2 separate regions of the Homo sapiens genome follow, and region 2 is linked to region 1. Evidence: chromatin contacts called from ENCODE Hi-C data. All regions are on one chromosome and are shown on one strand. The core of a region is the stretch at or near the end of the contact, and the rest is flanking DNA. Distances in the headings are between cores, read along the strand shown.

Region 1 (6,198 bases), core at 2,018-4,517:
ATTATCACATTTCCCGCAAGGGCTGAGGAGGTACTGGTTTCAAGTGTCAACATACCTGCTGCCTATGCCTCTACCTCACATCTCCAGACCACCAGTCACTTCCCCATAGCACAGCTTCCTAGTATGAGACTGTGAGATCCCCATTTCTCTCCCTGGGCCTCCTCCTTGCTAGAGTTACTGGAAGACATTGGAGTTACTAAAAGGAAGTGGGGAAGTCCAAAAGAGTATTCATAAAACTCCCCTAAAAGCCAAACATTTTCTGTTCCTTGCATCTGTTGATCATCCATTTATTTTTTTTCCAGTAATTTCAAAGCACTAGAATTTGCCCATATGTAATTCATACTTCTGAATAGTTGTCCAGTTAAAATTAATGAATGAGAAAAATTAGAATTTAAGTAGAAAACAGTAATCGAGATCCATAAACAGTAAATTTGGACGTATAAGCAAGTGTGCCCTCCCGTCACCACAAGCTTTAAGAATTATGCAGCTCTATAAGAAGTGAAGAGGGGGTTTACATGTGCCCAACTTGGAAGCTGCAAATTCAAGTACATTTTAGATATGAGTAAGTGGCAGCTAGGTCAGGGAACCCAGTTTCTTATTCAAAATTGGAATCTAATAGAATTATATTTGAATATACCAAAAACTTTCCATGGTTAAAATCAGAGTGCAGAGGAAAACCATTCTTTTTAAAATGCAATTATTATTTTTATTTTATATAGTGGTGGTACTAGAAACTGATCTATTGTGATACCAAAACAAAACAAGAAAATCAAGGAAGATTTTGCAAGGTAGAAAAACTTTGGGTTTTAAAAGCAACAACTACTTATGGTGAATGTTTATTGTTTTTATTAAACCTCTAGAATTATGTATAAGTAATATTTGATGTTACTTGGATTTATTTTAATTTTACCTTGCAAAATTTTCAAAATTAAGATGCTTAAAATCTCTTTTAAATGGCTGCTTATGAGGTTACCATCACAACAAAGTGGTACCCAGAGGGGTATGGTAAGCAGAATGTCAAAGATCTCTCCCGAGAAGTCCCATTACCCAGTTATTCAATCATGCACTTAACTAGGTACTGCTATGAAGGGACACTGCAAGTGTGATTAAGGTTACTAATAAGTTGACTAGCGAGATTAGCCTGGATTATCCAGTTGGGCCACTGTAATCACATGCCCTTTAAAAGTAGAAGAGAAACACATTAGGGGAAGGCAGGGAAATCTAAAGCAAATTCTGCACACTGTGGCTGCCTTTGAAGATGTAGATGGGCAACCTCTAGAAGACCCTTGGTAACAGCCAGCAGTTAGTGCTCTCCAAGAAAGGCAACTGGGCCCCCAGTACAACTACCACATGGAACTAAATTCTGCCAGTGAGCCTGGAAGTGGATTCTCCCCTGGAAGGCCTACAGGTACAAGTCCAGGCCTGCTGCTCCCTTTACTTCAGCCTTGTGAAGGCCCTGGGCACAGAAGCCAGGAGAGCCATCCTGTGCCAAGCTTCTGACCCACAGAAATGATGAGAAAATAAATGGATATGGTAAGCCACTACATTTGTGGTAATCTGTTATGCCCGTAATAGAAAACGAATACAAGGGGTAAAGCAAAAAAGAACCAAAAATGAGCACATAAGAGTCTGTTAAACTCATTTATCTTTATTTAGTGATTTCAGCTAAAGCACAATAAATTACATAGAAACTAAAAATAAAATAGAAAACAAAACTACCATAACAGAGAACAGGATATAAGTGTGAAATAATCAAAGGAATTTTTAAAATAAAAAAAAATGTTGCTAACATAACATTTTATTGCATAATTTCAAGCACTACCTTGAAATTGGAAATTTTGCCATTGTTTCTAAACAATTCAAAAGAAGATGCATAAAGCAAGGATCTGGAGCCCAATATGTGATCATAGTTGCCCTGAATATAAGAAGAGAACACTCATCACGGTCTTCAAGCATGCACCACCCTCACTAAAATATATGAGTAAGAATAATTTTAGGCTTTTATTATTGAAGGGACAGTAAGAATAATTACACAGGGAATTCAGCTTACTATAAGGAATAATGTTCTATTCGAGACCAGCCTGGGCAACATGGCGAAACCAAATCTTTACTAAAAAATACAAAACTTAACCAGACGGTGACGAGGGCCTGTGGTCCCAGGTGCTGGGGAGGCTGAAGTGGGAGGATCGCTTAAGCCTAGGAGGTGGTGGTTGCAGTGAACTGAGTTGGACCCACTGCACTCCGGCCTGGATGACAGAGCAAGACCCTGTCTCAAACAAACAAACAAAAAGAAATAGCATCCTAGTAATTACGGCTCTCCAGCAATGGTATAGACTGCTTCGAAAAGCAGAAATGTTATAAAAAGATCCCTAGAATCCCATAGAAAAATTGGCCTAAAAAACCTCTATATTGTAACTCCAAAATTCTGATTCCATTAACTTAGTAACACAGGGAATACTGGCATTATCGGAGTACTAGTTAAGTTACTATTACTCTATACGCCACATTAATTCATTAAATTTAATATTAGGTATGCAGGACAATTGTCATAGCAACATAAATTATTAGCATTACAAGTTCCTAAACAGAAATATGCATAATACTAAAACGAAACTATTTTAAAGGGCAGACATTTATTTTTAATTCTGCAGGATTTCTTTTCAAAAGTGAACTTTGGTGTAGCCTCTGGTCTGGGGCGGAAGATGAGAATGGGAGGGCAGCCTGACCCCCCTCCTGATAAGGAAGGACCCAGCGCATAACCTGTTCAGGATCTGGAGCCGCACAAACACCTGACTCGCCCCTTCAAAACAAGATCCGCGGAATGGCTCGGGACACAACAAGAAATTGCCGGCAACCTGTGACGGCTCATTTTTACCGACAGTGGGAGGCGGGCAGTCGGAAGGAATGCCCATTTCTCCGGTGTTCCTTCCCAGAAGCAAAAGAACGTGTTTGTTTATGCAAGATTTACGTTTCACTCAGGTTTGGGTTGGGTTTGTTTCCTGGAGATGGAGCTGAGTTTCCCTGGTTTTGCTGGAGTGAGGACAAGCTGATCGCTCCGTATTTACCTTTCACTTGAGCCAAATTGGACAAATGCAAATAAACAGGTCTTGCAGGCGCCCCCCGGCAGTCGGCGCCGCCTCCCCGCGCTGGGCTGGGCAGCCGGGGCCCGCAGAGGCAGCCGGCGCCCTAGGGCGGCTGGGGCCGCGCGCCTCCCTGCCCCGCTGCGCGGCCCGCGGGTGCCCGGCCAAGCGCTGGCTTATCTGCAGCTCCCACAGCGCCCCCGCACTCACCAGTTCCTAGAGCAGGGATTCCGAGAAAAAAGAAAGAGCCGGGTTCCCTAGAAACATTAAATTAACACAAGGGATCTGGAAACAAAACAGCAGATGCCTCAAAGCCTTCTCCTTGACGGCTTCCTGCCTTCTTGGAAAATCTTTGCATTAAAATAGATTGAATTACCCTGCTCTGCCAGATGCTGCTCGGGAACTTCATTTTGGGCTAACATGAAAGGAGAGTTTGACATCTTTTAAAGGATTTTTCTTTTCGAGGTGGTTTGAGGGGCGCCTTTGGGTTGCTGACATTAGCAAGGACCCAAGGCTGAGCTTTTTGCATTACAGTCGAGAACTTTCCATAACAATGGCTAGCAAATCAGATAACAAAGATCATGGCGTGTAGAGGAGACGCGGTGGAGCATAGAATGAGCACTAAGGGTTCAGAAGCCGAGGTTGCTGTCTCTGGGAAGAGCCTAGAAAGAGCACAGGCCAGCCGCCTCCTTTTACAGGGGAGAAAATGTCTTTTATTTCTAAGCCTACTTATTTTGACCATAGCTATGAGAACTATCTAATGGCATTTCCAGAGAGTCACAAACAAGCAGAAAGGCTTGTGAGTAGTATTTTATCAGCCTCTTTGTTCTAAAGCCCATCGTCTAACCTCCACCGACCCCTATCTACAAATTAATCAGACCATATAATTTGTAAATTCAAACCCAGATTAATAACCACACACCTTGAACAGTGGGTCTTCAGCACAGAGTGTATTCCACTTTCCTGTCATGTTAACTTTCATATTTAAAGAATTTTGGTAGCTGAGAACAAGATCCAAAGCTTCCTATGAGGTATCAGGATTTTACAGAGTAAATTGTTTTTACTGGAGTAGGATCTTCTTTGACATTTTAACTTTTTTTCATGATAACCTTTAGGAAAGGACGCTATAATCCTTAGTCGCTAATTTATATGTGTCATGCTTTCTAGTAAACTGGAAAATAACCTACATTCTTAAAAGGATTCTATGCTTATCCCAAATTTAGGAGCACAAGATGGGGGAGAAGTATATTACAACAAGATACTCTAAACACAAATAAAATTAAATATCCTTGCCTAAGCATGAAAGCAATAAAACTCATCTTAAAGCAATGCAGTCAGACAAAATCATTGCATCTGTAATAAGGGTAAGTACACAACTCCGGGAGTTAGCAGCCCTAAATATTTCTGTTCTAATGACACACAAGAGATACACAAAATCTATCATTCCTCCCTGATGTACGAAAAAATAAAGGGCAATTTCATAACACCTTTGGTGCTTTCTAACTTAATAGCTGGCCTTCAGGAAAAGCAAGTATAATTTTTGAGTGTTTATAAGAAAGCAAAGGAAAATGTTGCAAAAAATTACTTGGCTCAAAGGCCACAGAGAAAGCCGGAATCTGCAGGACTCACCAAGCTACACAGCTGTTTTAAAACCGAAAGTCAAACAGCTTTTAAAAGGTATTAAGTATTTTCTACAACAAAATCATCAAATATACATACTTCTTTTTATCCTGCAAATAGACATTTTATTTCTATTAGAAAAAAACTATAGTTACACAAACAATAACTAGACTGCTGTAATAAATATAACTAGCCACATAATACTAGTCAACGCTGGCTTTTTAAAAGATTACCAGAGAATTTCAAAATGATTCTGAATGATCAAGTGTGACTCGTATATTTTTTAGGTAGGCATTGATGTTAAGAATATGGCTTTCACAGAAATAGAATCCAATTTATCTTATTTCCATATATTAATCATGGCAACAAATAAAAATGATGACAAAAATCACTAAGATAGTTTCTTTAAATTTTTTTAAATTAAAAACCAAAACCTTAGGTAAATCTGACAATCCTCCCCCAAAATTGGTTTTCGAAAAAAAGTCTTCAGGTCATAGAAAAAATGTAGATGGCTTATAACCCTTAGAATTCCTTTTAGTTAATGAGAATCTCATTTTTGGAATTTCTTCAAACTTAACTGAAATGTTAATGAAAAAGAGAAATATTTAGATGTTGAGAAAAAAAGTTGTTCTAATTATTCTGCTTCACTATCTCATTTCAGCTCATCAAAGTTAAATAGCTAATAAACAACTGGTCTGTTTTGGCAGATTTTTTTTCTATTTTAAAATTCATTACTAAACAGATGAGGTTACTGCTAGTTAAAATTCTGAATCCAAATGCCATACATGCTGTTGTAAAAACTGTGCAGTTTTAAATATATTTTTACTTCTATATATTTTTGAATCTTTAGCCAAACTCCTCCAATAAAGTTTTAGTTTATGATGTTTTCTAAAATAAAAACATTTGTATTTTATGCTATAAAAATCAATAAATGTCTTCTAAAGTTAGGTGCTCCAAAATAAATGATTCAAAAGTTTTAATGAAAGCCCTCTTATAATTAAAGAAGGTGATTGGTAATGAGGAGGAAAATGGGAGGCATATTTACAATAAATCAAAAGCAGAATTGTGATTAATGGGCTCCACAATGATTATTAATGTTCTCCCTATAAAATATTGATGTTTGCATTAATTTAAAAGTACAGACTGGGTTTTTTGCTTTGTTAAATGAAAAATAATTTTTTTCCTATTTTAAAATGAGAATGACTATTTTAAAAACAGAAGACTATGTCCAAGATCTTTCCCTTTCCCCATTTCAAAATTATGAGTTTTCTTTTTGTCTTTCTGAATTCTTGAAATCCAGTGACATTGTCATAGCTCTGAGAACCAAAATAATAGAAACCACTAACTGTAGGAGACAGCCTTGATGCTTTTGATTATATTTTCCTAGAAAGATTTTTATGATATTTAATCTTAATAGCTTTTTTTTTTTAGGAACTCCTCTAATGCCAATAAATGAGAATCTAAATCTCAGGAGTTTAGGCAAATTTAGCCCATCAGC
Region 2 (5,872 bases), core at 826-3,325, 250 kb before region 1:
TCAATTTATATATCACTAAAAAAGATTTAAAAGTATAAATTTAATCATGACTGGCTGGGTGCGGTGACTTATGCCTGTAATCCCAGCATTTTGGGAAGCTGAAGCAGCAGAATCACTTGAGGCCAGGAGTTTAAAACCAGACTGGAAAACATAGCAAGACCCTGTCTCTTAAAAAAAAATTTAACCATGACTTACAGGCTTTCTTATCAATTATTCATCCTGATAACAGAGAATGTTAAAATATAAAAAAAAGAACATCTTAGAATCAATGAAATATAATAATACTACATTGTAGGATTATCAAGAAGAGTACATGGATCTAGCATTTATTATGGTGCCTGGTACGCGGGAAGTTCTTCATCCATGTTAGCTCTTCTGGTTGTTACAATGGTTGTGCCTATTTGAGAGGGGAAAGAGTTGCGGCACAGAGAGAGTACATTCTCAGGTTGCCCTGGTAGGAAACTGGTGGTCCCCAGATCTAGCTGAGGTCTGTAACTCTCTTGCTGGCTGGGGCTGCCTGTCTCCAAGTCGGGTGAGGCCTGGCTTGTGTCTGAACACCAGACCAGTGGGCTTTCATTTTGCTTTATGTGCCTTCACCAAGAAGGTGGGTGTGGTGGCTCACGCCTGTAATCCTAGCACTTTGGGAGGCCGAGGCACGTGGTTAGCCTGAGCCTGGGAGTTCGAGACCAGCCTGGGCAACATGGTGAAACCCCGTCTCTACTAAAAATACAAAACTAGCCAGGCGTGGTGGTGTGTGCCTGTAATCCCAGCTACTCAGGAGGTAGCTGAATCGCTTGAATCTGGGAGGCGGAGAGTGCAGTGAGCCAAGATTGTGCCACTGCACTCTGTTTCAAATAAAAAAAAAGATCTATTGAGCCCATTTGCCTCAGGACCTTCCAGGTCTTTGTCATTCCTGTTTCCAGAGTCCTGAAGGTCATAACCATGGCCCACATTCCCCCCATTCCCAGGGGAGTGTCTAGACTTTCTGACTCAAGACAAATTACCAAATGTATAAATGCCCATTCCGCTTAATGACTTTACTTCCACTTTTCACAGACTCTCAGATGTGGCTAGAAATAGTCCCAAACCCTGCAATCTTTCATAGAGCTGAGCTAAATTAAGTGGGTAGTGTTCCTCCAGAATTCCTCTCCCAAGCACTTAACACTGATGTACGTCCCTCCCTACTTTGCTCACAGAACAGATGTTTGAAGAAACGTCACTTGACTGTGAAGAAGGAAAAAATGTTACTAAAATGTGGATTTCCACACCCACCCCCATACATAAGTTCTTGGATCTACTGCTGATGCACTCTTTATGCATATTTATTCAACACACGTACTCCTCCACACATGCACACACATATATGCAATGGACTCCCTACCCTCACCATTCACATGAACATTGTCACAAGGATTTTCTAACTTATATTTTTAATATTTTTGCTCCATAACCACGGCTTTGAGCTAATTGTTTCACATTTTCTTAATGTACACCAGAAATGGCATTTACATCTCAGTCTAGCAGCAGGTTCACTGGCAGGCAAGGCAAAAAGCACAAATTTAAATTTGGTCATAGCTAGACGGCAGAGCCACAGACCCCTGCTTAATTTCTGGTGTCCTTGGCCGGCTGCCTGAGAAGGAACTCTGTCCGCTGGGAACTCAGGCATTGGATGTAATAAGCACTGACTTCCACATTATAAGACTAAAGCTTTGTCGTACAGAGAGCACTAGGTCTTAGGCGATGACTTAGTGCCTTAGATTCCCATATTAGCACAAAGGTTAAACCTGATACTATTAATTGCAACCTTTCCAGATAATTATTTTCTCCTTTACCCTGTTGGGACCGCTTGTGTTCTCCGAGAAAACTCCCTGGGGTGAGCTTTCCTTACTTGCCACCTTCTTTTGTCTTCAGGGAGAGTGAAAACGAGGCATGGTGCAGCTCGGATCAAGCGTTTGCTGTCTCCTGCCTTTTTACCATGGCGACACGACACACCGAGCGCACTTTGAGAGCGAGAACTGTCCTCTAGAGGGAGAGACAGGAACACACACTGGAGGCTGAATGTTGTCTGTATCATCCCCAGTAGTTCTGAATTGTCATACTTTGCGGGAGGACCCTGGCTGGGGGCCTGCATTTTTTTCTCTGTGACTGAATCCTCTCTTGCTGGCTCTGTCACAGTCAGCCACCCTTCGCTGTTGACTGGTCCTCATACATCCATGAGAGCCTTGGGAAGGGACACACTCTTTCCTTGGCTCTTCCCTCTAAACGGCAACACAGGCCCTCCAGCTCCCAGACCAAATGGCTAATGCTGGGGCTGAAAAAACTGTACACCAAAATGAAGGCCTCAGAGCAGCCACGGAAGCAAAAGTTTTTCTCTGATCTTCTCCCGCCCTCCCCTGCAACCCAAGCCTAGCCATAAAAACTAGAATCCCTCTTCCCCCAAGGCGAGGCATAGAAACCAGAACCCCTTTTCCTGAAAGCCAGCCAAAACACCTAAAAATATTCCATACAAAAACGGGCCAGAAATAAATGATCTGACCTACCTTGTTTGACTGTAGGTCAGAAGACACCCATTGCAGAGAGCCCCCATTCCAGAGAGGGTAAAAGTCCCCATACCCAGAAGGAAGGAAAGCTACACAGGGAGACCAAGAAGAACCTGAACAGACAGGCCTTGTGGAGTCTCCCTGCTCAGTCTATTCACAGTAGATCAGACCCTTTTTGTCCAATCATATTTCTACGTGGCTGTCCATACCTTGTTGAACCTAAGCATAAAAATGGACAATTTTCCTTGTTTCTTTGGGTCTTCATTCTGAAGCCTCCCATGTATACATGTGAAATAAATGTGTGTGCCTTTTCTCCTATTCATCAATCTGCTTCATGTTAGTGATCTTACAACAAACCTTTAGGGGACCAAGGGCCTCAGCCCCCACACTAATCTTAGAATCATAGGTTGAGGCTGGCTCCCACCCAACCACCAACTGACATCTCTGAGGCCAGGGTGAGCTTACTCTTCAACACCAGGAATCATCAGGCTTCTCCATTTCATGCAGGAGAGACCCAAAGCCCTCTCCCAAGCCCAGGAAAAGGGAATGATTTGTTTTCCTCTTCACATCTTGTAAAACTGAAACTCTATACTCATTAAACACCAACTCTCCATTTCCGTCTCCTCCAGTCCCTGGCATGCATCATTCTACTTTCTGTCTATGTGGTTTTGACTACACTTATACCTCATATAAGTGGAATTATACAACATTTATCTTTTTGTGACTGGTTTATTTCACTTAACATAATGTCCTCATATGTTGTAGCATGTCAGATTTTCTTTTCTAAGACTGAATAATGTTCTATTGCATGTATACGCCATATTTTGCTTATCCGTATGTTGATGGACACTTACCAAAGACACGTTTTTTCATTGAATTATTTTCAGCTTCAGAATTCTAAAGATCCAGTCTATCCCAGGAAACTCCATTTCATATGTATTTTTCAATGATTAACCAATACTTGTTTAAAACTTGCAATTTTTACTGAATATATAACCTGTATCTGTCCTTTATCATCTGACATTTTTCTACTATGTAATTTTCGTGAACTGTTTAGTGTCCCATTGTGGCCTATCAGCCAGAATGGTCTGGGTTAAGCTGTAGTAACAAATAACCCCAAAATCTCAGTGACATAAAACAATTTTTAATTTCTTGCCCACTCTATGTGTCAATTGCAGATCAGTTAGGGATCGGCTCTGTGACATAATGTTCTCACTCCAGGACCCAGGTAGAAGAAAAACTGACCATGGGAAAAAAAATTATACATTGGCTCTTTTTTTTTTTTTTAATTATACTTTAAGTTTTAGGGTACGTGTGCACATTGTGCAGGTTAGTTACATATGTATACACGTGCCATGCTGGTGCGCTGCACCCACTAACTCATCATCTAGCATTAGGTATATCTCCCAGTGCTATCCCTCCCCCCTCCCCCCACCCCACCACAGTCCCCAGAGTGTGATATTCCCCTTCCTGTGTCCATGTGATCTCATTGTTCAATTCCCACCTATGAGTGAGAATATGCAGTGTTTGGTTTTTTGTTCTTGCGATAGTTTACTGAGAATGATGATTTCCAATTTCATCCATGTCCCTACAAAGGACATGAACTCATCATTTTTTATGGCTGCATAGTATTCCATGGTGTGTATGTGCCAAATTTTCTTAATCCAGTCTATCATTGTTGGACATTTGGGTTGGTTCCAAGTCTTTGCTATTGTGAATAGTGCCGCAATAAACATACGTGTGCATGTGTCTTTATAGCAGCATGATTTATAGTCCTTTGGGTATATACCCAGTAATGGGATGGCTGGGTCAAATGGTATTTCTAGTTCTAGATCCCTGAGGAATCGCCACGCTGACTTCCACAATGGTTGAACTAGTTTACAGTCCCACCAACAGCATAAAAGTGTTCCTATTTCTCCACATCCTTTCCAGCACCTGTTGTTTCCTGACTTTTTAATGATTGCCATTCTAACTGGTGTGAGATGGTATCTCATTGTGGTTTTGATTTGCATTTCTCTGATGGCCAGTGATGATGAGCATTTTTTCATGTGTTTTTTGGCTGCATAAATGTCTTCTTTTGAGAAATGTCTGTTCATGTCCTTTGCCCACTTTTTGATGGGGTTGTTTGTTTTTTTCTTGTAAATTTGTTTGAGTTCATTGTAGATTCTGGATATTAGCCCTTTGTCAGATGAGTAGGTTGCGAAAATTTTCTCCCATTTTGTAGGTTGCCTGTTCACTCTGATGGTAGTTTCTTTTGCTGTGCAGAAGCTCTTTAGTTTAATTAGATCCCATTTGTCAATTTTGTCTTTTGTTGCCATTGCTTTTGGTGTTTTGGACATGAGGTCCTTGCCCGTGCCTATGTCCTGAATGGTAAAGCCTAGGTTTTCTTCTAGGGTTTTTATGGTTTTAGGTCTAACGTTTAAGTCTTTAATCCATCTTGAATTGATTTTTGTATAAGGTGTAAGGAAGGGATCCAGTTTCAGCTTTCTACATATGGCTAGCCAGTTTTCCCAGCACCATTTATTAAATAGGGAATCCTTTCCCCATTGCTTGTTTTTCTCAGGTTTGTCAAAGATCAGATAGTTGTAGATATGTGGCATTATTTCTGAGGGCTCTGTTCTGTTCCATTGATCTATATCTCTGTTTTGGTACCAGTACCATGCTGTTTTGGTTACTGTAGCCTTGTAGTATAGTTTGAAGTCAGGTAGTGTGATGCCTCCAGCTTTGTTCTTTTGGCTTAGGATTGCCTTGGTGATACATTGGCTCTTAAAGTTTCTGCCTGGATGCCACATTGTATTTCCTTTCACATTTCCTTGGCTAAAGCTAGTCACATGGCCTCACTTAAGCTAAGGTGGGAAAGAAATGAAATCCTACTATGTGTCCAGCAGGAGAATTGGAAATATTTGGTGGACAGCACTAATGGTTACCATATATGAATGTAATATAATAAAGGATTCCCTATTTTAGGGCATCTAAGTTTTTTCCAATTTTTCCTTAAGCTGAGCAAATTTGTGGATATGTATTTTTTTAAGATGTCCATGGAAGTATACAGAATTTCAGGTGGAATGTTAGTAAAACCAGCCATTTATGTTGAAGTGGTGCAAATCTTAAACAAATTATAAGTCTCAAGCAATGATAATGATTTTGAGTCGTGGCATCCAGCATTGCTCCAAATACCAACAATCCAAAGTAAAACAGGCAAAAAAAAAGAGCCAGAATATTTAAATTTTCTTCTTAGATTGCCTAAAATCTGTTTATCTATTGTCTGTTTTTTTATTGTTAATAATGAATATTCTGTATCTTTATATAGGAAGATTCCCAATATTATCAGG

What was found. A loop is a pair of places that touch in the nucleus more often than their neighbours do. Pooled maps may share reads with other maps.
Region 2: a loop to region 1 is called in a map of gastrocnemius medialis, with 2.0 times the contacts of the local background. The contact joins two enhancer-like sites. A Hi-C loop is called at or near these places in 2 of 168 maps with a recorded cell type or tissue (ascending aorta and gastrocnemius medialis) and 4 of 50 pooled maps.

What each region holds. Positions count from the first base shown.
Region 1 is chr12:93,739,425-93,745,622 of GRCh38, reverse strand. All of the region lies in intron 2 of CRADD (CARD and death domain containing adaptor protein), which reads right to left. Among named protein-coding and RNA genes, the nearest start is that of CRADD-AS1, 4.7 kb to the right of the region's middle. RefSeq lists silencers at 3,016-3,105, 3,136-3,305 and enhancers at 2,392-3,348, 3,349-4,305. Within about 2 kb of position 3,267, at least 32 of the 41 ENCODE cell types and tissues checked have a DNase peak (open chromatin) inside an H3K27ac peak, as active enhancers do; they include gastrocnemius medialis, where a contact is called at or near this core.
Region 2 is chr12:93,987,399-93,993,270 of GRCh38, reverse strand. The region is part of intron 2 of LOC105369912 (a long non-coding RNA gene); the gene reads left to right. Among named protein-coding and RNA genes, the nearest start is that of PLXNC1, 160 kb to the left of the region's middle. Within about 2 kb of position 2,075, at least 6 of the 41 ENCODE cell types and tissues checked have a DNase peak (open chromatin) inside an H3K27ac peak, as active enhancers do; they include gastrocnemius medialis, where a contact is called at or near this core.